Regions from separate parts of the Homo sapiens genome. Here region 2 is linked to region 1. The links are chromatin loops, found by intact Hi-C in ENCODE. Cell type or tissue: OCI-LY7. All regions are shown on one strand. Each heading gives the region's core, and the rest is flanking DNA. Links, peaks and the distances in the headings are about the cores only.

Region 1 (4,397 bases), core at 69-4,068:
CCCTAAATAGAAAGCCAACGTGGAGGAGAGATAGAAAGAAACCAAGCCTGAATAATGCTACGCAGCTCCCTGGAAGCACCGTTGGACTTTACAGCTCTGGACTGCTGCAAGTCTCCTTGTATCTAGTTTAAGCCCATCTCCATTGAGTTTAATTCACTGCCAAAGGAATAGTCCTAAATAATAAGGTTGAATAGAGCTCATTCCTAAAGGAATTAGGTAGTGGTCAGTTCCATAAGAACTCTCAGAAACTTCAGCTAAAACTAAAAATGAGTGTGCGTCCCAGAACAAAGAAGAAACATGGTTACCCAAACTAGGACATGAAACAAGTCATCACGGGGGTTGATTCTGAGTCCCAGAGGGTCAGGTTCTTCAAATGGCTACCACTCAGGCCACAGTAAGATGGGTTTCCTTGGTGGGGCTGGGAGTGCAGCTGTGAGGGTGCAGACGCTGGTTTCCTTATTCACACTAAGCCAGCCTGACCCAGGAAGTTTGGACAGGCCATTTTCTTCCCTTGGCCTTGGTTTTTCCATCTGTAAAATAAAGAGGCTAGATCAGTTGCTCTTCAGATGCCCTTCTAGGTGTGAAAAACCGTAGCCTCCTGCTCCCACCTGGTCCCACTGTGAAGCAGTGGCAAAACCAGAAGAGGTAACACCCAGGATGGCTGTGAGAGCCTCAGAAGGACAGTTCCTGGAACTTGAATGAAGGTTGTTTGTGAGCAGGGACTCTGACTTCTACACCCATCACGAGAATCTTCCATCTTTCTCTCACCTTTCAATTCATCTTCCACACAGCTATCAAAGAGTAGACCCTGAAACACCAATGACATCTTCTTGTGTCTCTTATTTCTTTGACCATGCTTGGCCAAAAAATGACATTTGTTGAGTTTGAGGGTGGAACATCCTGTCAGCTGAAAATTTGGAATTTTATAAAACTCCCATATATAATGCCCTTTTACATTCTTTAAAACAAAGATGTCAATGGCATCTATAAATGTTACATGGTATAATTTTATATGGTGTGAATTTTATTATCTTATTTTTATTTAAAGTTTCTATAAAATCTGTAGAGAAGCAAAGAACATGGAAAGTTAGGACGTGTATGTGTCAAGATGTGGGTATAAATGCATGATGGCCTCTCACTTTTATAGCACAGTATCATTGCCTCAATCCAATCCTGTACTGAGTATGCTATGTTGGCCGAAGTTTTTAACAGCCATGAAGAGAGAGGTTACTTGACTTCTTGATCATTGGAAAGTCCACTCAAGGTCTGGATATGGCAACACACCATCTTGATGTTGAGAACCACTGGTAATGAGATTGGCCTCCCAGAGAACTGCTGCTAGGGTGGAACCCTGGAAGCTACAGTCAGGTCCTGCAAGGAGCAGTTAGGAGAACTCCCTCTCCACCCATCCTCTTGTGTATTAATCTCCAACCTTCAGTAGGTTCACGGGTGTCTGCCCACGGTGTGGCAGGCTTAGGAGCTACAAAGCAGTCAGGTTCCCTCTCCCACCACTCTTTAATCATGAAGCCGTTTTTTCAAAGAGTGTTCTATAAATATTAGCTTTTTCATGATGCCCTGCAGGAAACATTCTCTAGACAATCAATTTTTTGCTGGTTTCTGGACTGGATACTGAGGATACAAGTGGAAACTTCTTAGAGAAGATGGGAACTCAAGGAACACCTTAGAGAGACAGAACCACACATAGGTAAGTTCAATATTAAGTGGCAAATGCTATGCACCAAATGCTACCAAGCTATGTACCACCAGAGGAGGTCAAGCTGAAAGTACCGTTTTAAGGTGGGGAAGTAGATATTTCTGGTGGGAGAAGGAGGAAAGCAAGTTTTTGAAAATGGTCAAATGTAACTTGAATTTAAGCACATTTTCTTAATAATGTCTTACTAGTTTCTATCACTGAAGCTTTTGGTCACCTATGGAAATGTTTCTAATGATGATGTGAAAATAATCACTCTAGATTCATTTTTTTATTAAAAAACTTTTTTAAATGTTTAAGCAAATACAAAAGACTAAAGGACTGTAGAGTCACAACACTCACCGTGCCTCCATGACAAAAGCAAAGCAGAGACTCTGCGGGCAGACACCTGTGAACCCACTGAATGCTGGAGATCAATACACAGAGGAGGGCTGGAGGGGCAGTTCTCCTAACCAGGTGGTAGGTTATCCCCTCAGCCGACACCAGATACAGCAAGAAAAGAAACTGGGTTAGGAGATGTACCATGAGGAAGTGAGAGAATGTGAAGATGAAGACAGTGTGTAATCACTCTCATTGTGTTATTTGCAATTGCTGAGTGAGTGAAAGGATGCTGTGGCCAGAGTTCAACTTTACAAAGTTTTTGAAGTTGGTTCTCTTCAGCCTAGCATAGAACATATTGATTGGAAATAGACCAAATTATTGAACCCATCAATAATAGCTATAAAAGTACAAAAAAAGCCCCCTTCTCATCCAGGCACACTTAACAGTTCCCGTTATACACTGGTTAGTGAATGGACACTGATAATAAGTGAGCCCAGGGAAAAGTACCCATGAGGTGCCGCTAAAATAGCCACAGAGATTAAACTCAAAGCAAAGGGCATGAGGAAAAAGAAATTACTAGGGTTTGCTGAAACTTCTACTGAATTAAAATTTTATTTTTAGACTTCACATATTGTCTATAGAGAAAAATAGGAGGAGGAATCAGGAAGTGAAAGTCACTTGATTTTGAATGCAAGCTCAGTGATTTATCATCCAGGCACCTGATCTTTCATATTCTCACTTTTCTCTTTTTCCTCTGGTAAAATGGGGTTAACAAACCTCACCTCAGCAATGTGGCCTATGTGTAGCCAGTGGTTCTTTGATTAAGATTCTAGAATTGTTTGCAAAATATAGAAGAGGTGGCAATGTCCTTCTGGAGATCCCATCCAAGAATATAAATTGTCTGGAGAAGTGTGGGCTGCAGGTTCTTGTTTGGATTTGAATTGAAATAAGCAAAGCATCAACCAAGCTCCTGGACCATCATAGGCATTCAAGCAGCTATAGTCAATATTATCATTGTTATGCTCAAATTCCTCCTGACAAAACTTATTTGGGCCACATATAAATATTGATCCTACGATCCCTTGGCTCTTAGCCTAAATTCTTAAGCTAAATTTGCATCTGTCTTACAATTAAAATCGGGAGATATAGAAGCCCTAGATTATCATCTCTCTTAATCTAAAAGTCACAGGAATTGTTCATTTGAAGATGGTTAAGAAAGTACATTTTTGCTTGATGCTCAACTCTTAAACCTACCAAAAATAATAACATTTTTAAAAAGGAATGAGAATAAGAGAGAAGATGACACAAGGGAAGCACCACCACAAACCGAAAGCTATGGGACACACCTGCCAAACAACATCTAGTTTAAAACCTAGATGGTGGAGGATACTAAGCAAAGAAAAACTCCACCAGCTTGGATCTCAAGCGGAGTACGTTGTCCCTAAAATGCCAACTTTTTGAGCAATGTAGCCAGTGTGTAGCCAATGTGTAGCCAATGGTTCTTTGATTAAGATTCTAGAATTGTTTGCAAAATATAGAAGAGGTGAGCAATGCCCTTCTGGAGATCTCATCCAAAAATATAAATTGTCTGAAGAAGTGTGGGCTGCAGGACTCATGGCCTCATTGTCTCTTAGCAGATAAATATTGTGGAGGTCAAAAGGATCCCAAGAGGGAGAGCAGGTGGGAATTCAAGATGGCAGCACAGAGAATCTGCAGCCTTACTCTTAGCCACAGCAGCATTTGAACATTAAAAACTGAGGCAACAACAAAAAAATGCCTTGTATCTCCCAGGATACAAGACATCCTAGGTATTGTGAAGAGGATGAAAGATTCACTTTGTCAGACTTGAGGCTTCCATCTGCCCCAGCTCACTTTTCCCCGTCCTTCTTCATACCATTTGTCCGTAGGTAGGCTGAAACAAATTTTGGACATAATACATGTTAATGATACTAAAAAAAAAAAACGAAAAGAAAAGAGATATAAAAAAGAGATAGGTAGGGGCAAGGTACTGTGGCTCACACCTGTAATATCAGCACTTTGGGAGGCCAAGCCAAGTGGATCGCTTAAGCCTAGGAGTACAAGACCAGCCTGGGAAAGATGGTGAAACCCTATATTTACAAAAAACAAAATTAGCTGGATACGGTGGCAAGTGCCTGTAGTCTGACCTACTCAGGCAGCTAAGGTGGGAGGATCACTTGAGACCAGGAAGTCAAGGCTGCAGTGAGCTGTGATTGTGCCACTGCACTCCAGCCTAGGTGACAGAGTGAGACCCTGTCTAAGAAAAAAAAGAGAGAGAGAGAGAGAGAGATGAACATATATATATATTTATATATCCATGTATATGAATATATCCATATATATTCAT
Region 2 (4,397 bases), core at 76-4,075, 70 kb before region 1:
CCAAATTCAAGGTGAGACTGGATCTTGGGACCCAAGAGAAGCCCAATTATCAGAACTGGACTCCATATCAAGATAAACCACAAAAAACTCTGTCAAGTTTGCATCTGGATGAAGCTACTATTTATTATAGAGCATCATCTACATTTTCCCTTAACTTTGCACATTGGAAAGGGCTAAGGGTAATTTATAGACGACCTACATGGTGCCAGGCACTTTAATAAATGTTATCTGTAAGTGAAACTTTGCAAGCCACTGTGCTAAGCATTTCACAACATTATCTGATTTAATCCTCACAGTCCTCCTGTATGGTGGGTATTATTATCCTCACTTTTCAGAGAAGGATGCAAAATGCGAGAGCGTTTAAGAGACTTGCCCAAGCTCACACAGCCGAGTGTTCCAGCCACAATTTCAACCTGGTTCCCCAGGTCCTTCACAACATGTCTGTCTTTGCAAATGTTTGTGAACAATAGAAAAGGAAAAATTTCCAATGATTAGAAAAAGAGAAACTCAACAGTGCAAAGGCAAAGTGTTCATTCTTTTGTGGATGAAGAAATGGAGCCTTCGAAAGCCCGTCCCTTTCTCCCACAGGTTGATATGAGCTCAGCCCTGCCAGGACCCCAAGTCTTCCTTCCTGGGCCTCTTCTGAGATCTGCATAATGCCTGCTCGGCTACCTGAGAGCTTTCTCTGCCTGATTTATGGGTGTGTTTCTTGTGCTTAGATCATAAATCTCCACCCCCAGGACATTTCAGTTCTGGTATTTATTGACCAAAGACATCTTGTGTTAAAAAATGTTTGAGATTTTGCCAGCTAATCACTATAGAATATTTAAGAAAACACCGTATCCTCTGGTAAATGAAATTCCACAAGTAGTTGATTTTGCTGCTGAGGCAAAATATCTTCCCTGTCTACTATTTTTCAACCTTGTTTTATTTTGTTTTGTTTTAATAGAACAGGCAGATTTTTCCTATGTGTCTCTTTACCTCCTCCCGAACTCATCAAGGGAGAACGGAGAAGAGGAATTGTCAAAAGACATTTCCCTTGGGGCCTAGAAGACTTTTTGATTCTTTTGAACCAGAACTTTTGGCCAAGTGCATCTCAGAAGCATTCAGGTGGCAAAACACCTGGAGAAGAACTGTGAAAGATAGATGCCTTCGATGTAAAAAAAAAAAAACCCAAAGATGTAAATGTGAGCCCAATCTGCTGCTGACGGCAGATTCTAGTATAGACAAGCTTAAGACTTTAAAGAACATTATTGGAGAAAACGTTCAGAAAACTCATCAATAAGCTTTGCTTAGCATGAGCACATGTGTGTCCTTGTGCATGGCTGTGAAGACTTGGAAAATACTGTCAATGGTCCATGTTAATGATGCTTTATCCACTTTAAAGAAAAATAGTGTTTCTACCTGGAACATAGTTGATAACCATTGCTTTAGATAAAGGTTTCAAAAATTCTCAAGGCTACAGGACTCAGGAAGGTAAGAGAGGTAGGGTTGGTATAAGAAAATACAGAAATCATTAAGAGTCACCCTAGGACTTTGGGGACTTGGAGAACAGGTGTCTCTTTTCAGAGACAGCCACCTATTAGGTCCAGGGGTCTCCAACCCTGTTGACATGTGAACTCAAGCTTTGTCAGATCTTCTGGTCTCTCAGTAGAAGCAGAAAATTCTCATTTTAATGTGGCGAATCCAAATGTTAAATGTTTATTACTAATTACAAAAAAAAAAAAAAAAAAAAAAAACAGTGTGAAGGCCAAACAAAACACATCTGCAAGCCAGACCTTACAGAGCCTACTGGCTCTGGCTGTGGCCAAGGTCAGACTATGATTGGCTGCGGAATCATGGTTCATTACTAGCAGTTGCTGCTTTGCAGAGTGAGAGGTTGGTCCTTGACTTTCTATAATTATTCAGATTGAGTGCTTGTGGTTTGTTCAGAAACCTGAAGCTTTATGAAAGCAAAAGAGGAACACTGGAGTTCAGTCTCTGCTACCTGCCTCCTTTCTGCTGGTACCCTAAAGCCTGCACTCCTCCACAGGGGCTGCCCTGACTTTTGCTTTGCTTTGGTGTTAGGTTTTATGTTTGCTCCCCTTATGATGATAATGATAACAACAGTAGCAGGTTCATTGAACACCCGTCACCTGTGAGTTGTTATGTTTGGTTCTTCTCCCCATCATCTCATCCAGTCTTCACTTAAGATTAATGTTAAGGTTACCTTCCTTCCACAGATGGTGATATGATTTGGCTGTGTCCCCACTCAAATCTCATCTTGAATTGTAGCTCCCATAATCTCCACGTGTTGTGGGAGAGACCCAGTGGGAGGTTATAGAATCATGGAGGTGGGACAGGTCTTTCCTGTGCTGGTCTCATGATATGAATTAGTCTCACAAGACCTGATGGTTTTATAAAGGAGAGTTTCCCTGTGCACGATCTCTTGCCTGCTGCCATGTAAGACATGACTTTGCTTCTCCTTGCCTTCTGCCATGATTGAGGCCTCCCCAGCCTTGCTGAACTGTGAGGCAATTAAACCTCTTTTCTTTATAAATTATCCAGTCTTGGGTATGTCTTTATTAGCAGCATGAGAATGGACTAATACAGATGGGAAGCTCAGACAGGTTGAGATGCCTGCCCAAATCCACTCACCTGGTGAGTGGCAGATCCAAGATTCAAAGCCACCTTTGTCTTTCTTCAGGGTCCATCCTCAGGTCCTGCCATACTGCCTGTCTCTGCACACAGCTGTGCTACTTTTAACCAGCTTCCCACTGCACCTGCCTGGGCTCCACAAGTCCCCTGCAGCCCAAATGGCCTCTGTGCACTCGGGTCTCCAGCCTCAAGGCTCCTCACTGTTCTTAGCTTTTAGTTTTCTGCCCCAGAACGGGTGACTTGCATCAGCCCTGCCCTTGATGGGCATGAGGCATCCCCCATTTCTGTGTGATATATCCTCATTTGGGGGGCAGAGGATGCGTCCCTTGAATTCTCTTGTAGTTCACAGAATGAGGCCCTTTGATCAGTTGTATGAGGTTCTCCACCAACTATCTCTGTGACTTTGCATTGCTATTCTTCTAATGGTAGAAGCTGAACCTTAGGACCCAGATTTAGACAATTCTCTGTCCTTCATTTCCCACCCAATCTAATCACTTTCCAAACCCTGTGGATTTCTCCCTGCACATCTCTGACACCTAGCAGCTTCTCTCTAGGACCACTCAGCAGCCCTGGCTCCTGTTACCTTTTGCCTGGCATGTCCAAGTTGTCTATCTTGTCTCTGTTCATCTAATCTTGACCACTTCCAACACATTCACCATACAGCAGCCATCATGACGATTAAAGTCTGATCAGGACTCTGCTCTATATACAATACGTCCATGGCTCCCTACTGGTCTGAAGGTAAAAATCTCAGCCTCCACTCTCTGCAAAAGCTGATTCCTACCTACCTCTCTCTTGACTTTCTCAGATTTCAGTTCAAAGGCCACTTCCTTCACTACCACACTAACTCAGGATGTCTTTGTTAGCTACTACTGAAGTTCTTGGACTTATTCTTTGTGGAATCAATCGCCCCTTTAATTAAATAACTGATTGCATAACTGGGATAATGTCTGCCTCCCTTACAAAAATGTAAGTTTCACAAGGAAATGAATGGAGTTGTTTACTGTTAGATTCTTAGTGCATGCAAAGTGTCTGCAGAGAAAAGAAAATGAGGAAAAAGGAATTCCTTCTTCATGATACGAATGAGAAGTATAAAGTCCTTTTATGAAAAGTGAATTGTTTCACTTGTTCACTTGATGCTTGACAGATGTTGGCAAGCAGCAAACATGGCTTCTGGAACCTCGTAGATGCTTACAGATGAGAGCTATTCTTGTTTTGACCCCAGATCCATTGCTTCATTAAATCACAGGCATAGGCTCAACTCACTGCATTTCTCTTCTTTGCAAGTGTGATGGTATCATTATATACATAAGCCCCATGTCCAGAATCATCTTTCCAACCAAATGCTAGTGACATTTTGAGATTTGGAATCTTAATCTTTGGAAGGTAATATCAGTTCCTTCATTTGGGGCATTTTTTAAATTTGGATTTCATTTGATAACCATCATGAAATCCATTCCCCTAAAGATGGGGACATCATCCATTGGGCACAATATACCATCTCTTCCCAGAGCATGCCCATCAAAGGGTGTTGGGAGGAACCAGCAGGCAGTGTGTGTTGTATCACCTGCCACATGGCTTGATGCATGCTTCTCATCACCCTACTTTTTTCAAATTAATAAATGAGTGATGAGAAGGTACACAGGACTTTTCAGGGAGGCAAAGAAAACCAATTAGGATGTGCTCAACTCTGGCTAGTTCCACACATTGAAGACTCTAAATGAGGTCAAAGAAAAGATAACCCGAAAAATAAGCTTCCA

What was found. A loop is a pair of places that touch in the nucleus more often than their neighbours do. Peaks named below come from ENCODE experiments on the same cell type or tissue, not always from the same donor. Only the 100,000 strongest peaks of a DNase experiment are listed, where the experiment ranks them.
Region 2: it touches region 1 in a loop (5-fold over the local background); 1 of 110 quality-filtered maps calls a loop at or near these places.

The regions. Positions count from the first base shown.
Region 1 is chr14:98,789,672-98,794,068 of GRCh38, forward strand. It overlaps LOC124903403 (a long non-coding RNA gene), which reads right to left. Exons shown (of 3, transcript XR_007064379.1): 3 at 2,615-3,944. Among named protein-coding and RNA genes, the nearest start is that of LINC02914, 80 kb to the left of the region's middle. In OCI-LY7, for the core only: no CTCF peak of the experiment used is centred there; DNase peaks (open chromatin) are centred at 1,790, 2,180 and 2,720; H3K4me3 peaks cover 2,208 bases; H3K27ac peaks cover 3,275 bases.
Region 2 is chr14:98,719,378-98,723,774 of GRCh38, forward strand. No RefSeq gene overlaps it. Among named protein-coding and RNA genes, the nearest start is that of LINC02914, 10 kb to the left of the region's middle. In OCI-LY7, for the core only: no CTCF peak of the experiment used is centred there; DNase peaks (open chromatin) are centred at 1,104 and 1,884; H3K4me3 peaks cover 2,258 bases; H3K27ac peaks cover 3,832 bases.